Regions from separate parts of the Homo sapiens genome. Here region 1 is linked to region 2. A link is a loop called in an ENCODE intact Hi-C map of the cell type or tissue named here. Cell type or tissue: Panc1. All regions are shown on one strand. Each heading gives the region's core, and the rest is flanking DNA. Links, peaks and the distances in the headings are about the cores only. Region 1 has its middle 140 kb from the start of SPP2. Region 2 has its middle 200 kb from the start of SPP2.

Evidence for each region. A loop is a pair of places that touch in the nucleus more often than their neighbours do. Peaks named below come from ENCODE experiments on the same cell type or tissue, not always from the same donor. Only the 100,000 strongest peaks of a DNase experiment are listed, where the experiment ranks them.
Region 1: a loop joins it to region 2, with 1.8 times the contacts of the local background. A loop is called at or near these places in 3 of 110 quality-filtered maps.

What each region holds. Positions count from the first base shown.
Region 1 is chr2:234,187,655-234,190,570 of GRCh38, forward strand. No RefSeq gene overlaps it. Among named protein-coding and RNA genes, the nearest start is that of SPP2, 140 kb to the left of the region's middle. In Panc1, for the core only: a CTCF peak has its summit at 1,701; no DNase peak of the experiment used is centred there; H3K4me3 peaks cover 406 bases; H3K27ac peaks cover 2,500 bases.
Region 2 is chr2:234,248,101-234,251,016 of GRCh38, forward strand. No RefSeq gene overlaps it. Among named protein-coding and RNA genes, the nearest start is that of SPP2, 200 kb to the left of the region's middle. In Panc1, for the core only: a CTCF peak has its summit at 1,124 (motif pointing left); no DNase peak of the experiment used is centred there; H3K27ac peaks cover 2,500 bases.

The DNA of each region.
Region 1 (2,916 bases), core at 196-2,695, 60 kb before region 2:
TCAGACATAGAGCAAAGAAAAAAGAAAATGCCACTTTCTTTACAAACAAAATAATTTGGCAGCATTTCCTTTAGTACATGGGAGTGACTGTTTAAGGCAGTGAGCATGTTCCACTCCTAACCTCCCACCTCCATCTCCTTCTCTCTTCCCACTTCTACCAGATTCAGGAAACCACAGAGCAGACACGGAGGTGGGCTCTTTCTTGGTGGTGGATTGCACCTGGGGAGTTGCAGTTCACATGAGTATAGCAAAGGACTCTGCCAGTCCTGCATCATATGAGACTTGTTTTTCCTACATTCTGTTGTCTCGGAACATCAAAGGTAGTGTTGTGCTCATAAATGATTAACAATTGGCTTTGGGAGTGGGAAAAAACACCTGACTTGTAGTATTTGCCAATTTCTGTAGTGTTACTACTACTACCATAGCTAATTTCAAGGTACCAATTCACTGCACATGGAGCCAGGCAGATTTGCACAAAATCAGGTCTCATAAACTTGTACAAGTTGCCTCCAGCACATCACTGAAAAAGCAAAGGCCCTCTGGGGTCTCACAAACTCAGGATTCCAGGTGGCTTGTGTGTTGTGTGGTTGTGACTCTCCTTTCAGGCACACAGGTGTGTTCTGTAGTTTTGTCAGTTTCTGATGGAACAGTCATTCTTCCTGGCTGGTGGAAGCATTAACTTGGGTCCTTCATCCCCCTTCTCAGGGTCTTGTCAAGGCTATTACAGGGTCTTACCAAGGCATAGTGAGGGAAGGGATACTTCTGATCCTTGGTCTAAGGAAACATACAAAAACTCCACATCTTCCATTTGTTTTCTCAACTCACATGGACTCTCTTGTCAGTCTTGATGACTATTTTAAAAAATGACCATTCTGTTCTAATCATTGCTAATAATGCCCAAGCTATATGTGGTTGTGCCATGAGAACAGCTAAACAAAAAGACTGTTTCTTTTCACTCTAAAAAAAGCATGAGTGCATAGAACAACATAATAGCCATTTTCACTGCCAGAAACTAGGGTGGTGAGATTCTGCATCTTCAAAACTCATAATGATGGGACTGAATCTTTGGATATTTTTTTGATGAGAACAGTCAATACATCACCAAGAAGCAGCTTTTCTGTGATGAGCCTGCAATTTCTTTATAAGCAGGGAAAAATAGACTTGAATGTCATTATGCACAATTTTGAATGTACCACATGATCATAATAACTTTAAAACAAAAAATGAATAGAAAAAAGATTTGAAGAAAATGCACCCAACTGTTAACTGTGCATGTCTCGGATGATAAAAATATTTGCATTTTCTTCCACTTTTTAAAGTTTCTCTACTTTAAAAAAAACCTGAGTATTACTTTGATAACAGAAAAAAAAATGTTCTTTTAACTGGTAAAAGCCAGAGAGCAAGCAAAGAAATAAATCATGTTTTTAACACTACCAGTGAAACGAAGAGAAGCCCCTGGGGAGGAGGGCAGATGCTTCCTTAAACTACGTCTGGGGCAGGTGGAAGTCTTAGCCTGGCATGGAAGATAGGAAGAGGCAGCAGCAAGAGGATGGCTTAGAGAACAGCTTCTCAAATCCTGCTAGCATACCCTTGGCACAGTCACTATCTGCCACTTTACTGCAGACATTGTAACCACTGCCTGGGCCATTGCTTCCAGCGTTGACCGGAATAAAGGTTCGAGGGATTTAGGGGCTAACCAAGGAAAAAGATATAACCACATGGGGCAGTAGCACACACAAGCTTTGTCTGGGGATACTTTGACAACTTTGCATGTGGAGAATGCCCCTCACAGCAGGATTTTGCAGAGTCACTACTTGCAAGGGGAGGGAAGCAAGGGACTCCTAGCCCAGAGGGGGACGGAAGAGGGGGCCTCCATGTCTAGGTGATGCTGCTCAGCAGCACAGCAGATCCTCTGGGTCAGAGAACTCTGAAAAGCAGTATGGGTCTACAGCCATAACACCCTGAACGTGCCTGATCTCGTCTGAAAAGCAGTATAGGCTCATGGCCTTGTAACTCTATCAATAAAGAACAAGTTCTGGTGAGGTTCCACAGGATATGCATGCAGGCAGGTTCTACATGGCTAAAAATTTGCTTGCCTGGGCTATTTTTAAAGTAATTGGATGTGTACAAATCTGAGTTTGGCACCAACAAGTTTTTGAGCTAACGGGTCTCAGCCTGCAGTGAAGAAATAAACAAACTTGAGGCCAACACACAGAGGCCATCTTTGGCTGATTTTGTATAAGGATAGGATACCATGGGGCAAGGCAAAATTCCTGCTGGGTGGGTGCTGAGGAGACTGATTGGAACAGGTGGCAGCTGCCCAGCCTCTCTTGGTCAGTCCCGTCTTCATACCCTCCTCCAAGTCAACAAATTTGATCAATTTTAACCCCAGGGACTGCCCCTTCCGCTGCTTCTTCCTGACCAGAAGAGAAAACGAACGTTGTGGTGGCAACAGGCAGGATGCCACTGCCTGGGCAGCTCAGGACTGTCCACTCTGAAGTCAGTCCTTATCTCTCCGTAAGTTGATTGGGTCATGAAGGCTTGGCCTTTGGTATTTGCAACAATATGTTGTCTACAAAAGACCCTTAAGTGAAAAGGATACATAATGCTTGAAAATGAAAGAATTATAAAAAATTAAGCAGTTCATTACAAGCCAGAACAAAGCTGAAGTAAAAACTTCAATATCTGATAAAATGGATTTAAGTTAAAAACATTATAAGGAGCAAAGAAGGATGTTTTTCATTTGTATGTTTGTAACAGGTTCAAAAGAATGAAAAGTATATCTCTCTCACAAACTTATAGGCATCAAACAACACAACCTCAAAATCTAAGATGCAAAAATTGATGAAATGGCAGAGAAATAGGCAAATCAACTGTATGAGACAGTTTAACTCATCTTTCCCTGAAACAGATTAA
Region 2 (2,916 bases), core at 153-2,652:
CTGGTGCGGGATCCCCGAGGTGAAGCCAGCTGGACTCCTGAGTCTAGTGGGGACTTGGAGAACTTTTATGTCTAGCTAGAGGAATGTAAACACACCAACCAGTACCCTGTGTCTAGCTCAAGGTTTGTAAACGCACCAGTCAGTGCTCTGTGTCTAGCTCATCTAGTGGGGACTTGGAGAACTTTTGTGTCTAGCCAAAGGTTTGTAAAGGCACCAATCAGTACCCTGTCAAAATGGACCAATCAGCGCTCTGTAAAATGGACCAATCAGCGCTCTGTAAAATGGACCAATCAGCAGGATGTGGGTGGGGTCGGATTAGGGAATAAATGCGGGCTGCCGGAACCAGCTGTGGCAACCCAGTGGGGTCTTGTTCCACAGTGTGGAAGCTGTGATTTTTTTGGCTCTTTGCCATGAATCTTCCTGCTGGTCACTCTTTGGGTCCCCACTGCCCTTATTAGCTGTAACACTCACCGGGAAGGTCTGCAGGTTCACTCCTGAGGCCAGCGAGACCAGAAACCCACCAGGAACCCACCAGAAGGAAGAAACTCTGAATATGTCCGAACATCAGAAGGAACAAATTCTGGACACACCATCTCTGAGACCCGTAACACTCACCGCGAAGGTCCGCGGCTTCATTCTTGAAGTCAGTGAGACCAAGAACCCACCAATTCCAGACACAATGGGAGTGTTTCTCATGGTCTAGCACCATCCCCCTAGTGCTGTCTTGTGATAGAATTCCCGCGAGATCTGGTTGTTTAAAAGTGTGTGACACCTTCCTCTTCGCTCTCTTCCTCCTGCTCCTGCCAGGTAAGAGATGCTTGCTTGTCCTTCACCTTCCACCATGATTGTAAGTTGCCAGAGGCCTCCCCAGAAGCAGAAGCCTGTATAGCCTGCAGAACCATGAGTCAATTAAACCTCTTTTCTTTATAAATTACCTAGTCTCAGGTATGCCTTTATAGCAATGCAAGGACGGACTAATACAGGGTATAAGCAAAAGACCTTGGGGAAGGCTTACCTGGGGTAATAAACTAAGCTTTGCCCTCAACCCTACCTTTCACCCCATCTGGAACGGAGATACCATATCCTGGAAGGCACAGCAGCCATCTTGTGGTCATGAGACAGAAAGGCACAAGCTAAAAATAAAGATGGCAAAGCAGAAAAATAAATGTAGCCCGGATCCCTGAAGATTTTGAGGAGCCATTGAGTAATATTTTATTTATGGCAAGAAGTAATGGCTAGGAGGAAATCAGTACTCTCCTGGTAATTAAATAAATAATCTCAAAATACTTTCTAGTATATAACCCTTCTTGGGCCTTTTTCCAAGGAAATAATCCTTATCATAAAGTTTATGCATAAATATGCTTATTACAAAACTGTTAGCAAATTATTGAAAATAAAATGTTCAGTAATATGTAAACAGATCATCCATCCATGTCTTCTGACTCTGGAATCAGTAAAGTTCTCCTCCCTGGTGCCAAGTTCTTGGTCAATTGCTCTAAGAAACTGTCCCCTGCAATGGACTTTTTTCGCCCTCTCTAGGGCATATGCTGGCTATTTCATTTATTGCCCATCAGAGCAGAGGGCTTTGGGATGCTTGCACCGTTCTTCCTGGGACCACCTCTAGAAAGCCATTCAGCACAAATACACAGCAGATAACAGCATAGACTGGATGTGACATGTAGTAGTGACAGCTAGGGGAGAAGGTTAATTGCAGAGCGGACTCAATCTCAGAGCATTTGGAGAAGAACTCTGACTTGGCACGACAAGAGCACCTGTGTGCCATGCCATTTAGTCCCCTGTCAAGAAACTTTCCGAGATTTTCGTTCTTTCTGCCCTGATTAGACAGGAGATACCATCATAATTTAAGAACATGAAGCCAGGCAACAGTACTTTCTCTCATTAAAGATTTTTTTCGACTGACAACTCATCTGTCAGCTATTTAGAGAAAAGGGCTCAGCCCTAACAAGTCAAAGGTATTCAACAATGAGAAACATTTGTAACAAAGGGGAAGGGAATGTGAATCACTTACTGGAGCCCCGAGGCTGGTTGGTTCTGGAAACCTTGGAAGCCTGTTTTGACCTTGTTATTCATTGTAGTCACTCTTCGTCCCTCTATGCCAACCCCAACTCTTACATCTCAGGCTCATTATTCTGATGCAGAAAGTTGACCAGAACCCACAAGGGGCCTGACTTTGGATCTACAAGCCTGCAAAAGTTGACCCCTAAACGTGAGGTTTTCTGAGGCTCAAATACACTTGAGACAGGGAAAAGGACTAACAAAGAATCACATTACAGTGTGGATTAGGATTACTGGCTAACTTTAATCAACTGATGTCAGCATACACAAAATCAATAGATTTTGTTGCTATGTCCTCAACATTAAAAAAGAGAGAGGGGAAAATATAAGTATATTCAGTTACCTCCATACTTGTCTCCTGGAATAGTTGCTTATCCTGAAAATGCTATCGATGATGTGGTTTCCACAAAGACATGTAAGTAGGAAATGAGAAGACTCTATGAGACCCTAGGATCTCAGAGATAGAGGTATTTGCAAACGCAAATAGTTCATTACAGGGTGGCCAATCTCTTGTGGGGAGTCGTGACCCTTTTCCAATAATCCACTCTACCTCTTTGCCTCAAAGTCTTCCTAAGAACCATCTTCTGATCTACAACTGAGTATAATATGTCTGTAACTAAGCAAATTGGGGCAGAATTAATTAAACCACTGCTAGAAGCAATCCTTGTCAAGTATTAGTCTACAGTTACAAAATAATATGTAAACTATGATCCATTTTTGAATAAAAATACAAATAGATGGATGATAGAAAATGCTAAGTAGCAAAGTCTTGTGTGGTTAGCTCTAGGTGGTCATTTATATGTGATTTTAAAAATTGAGTTATATTTTCCAGAGTATGTA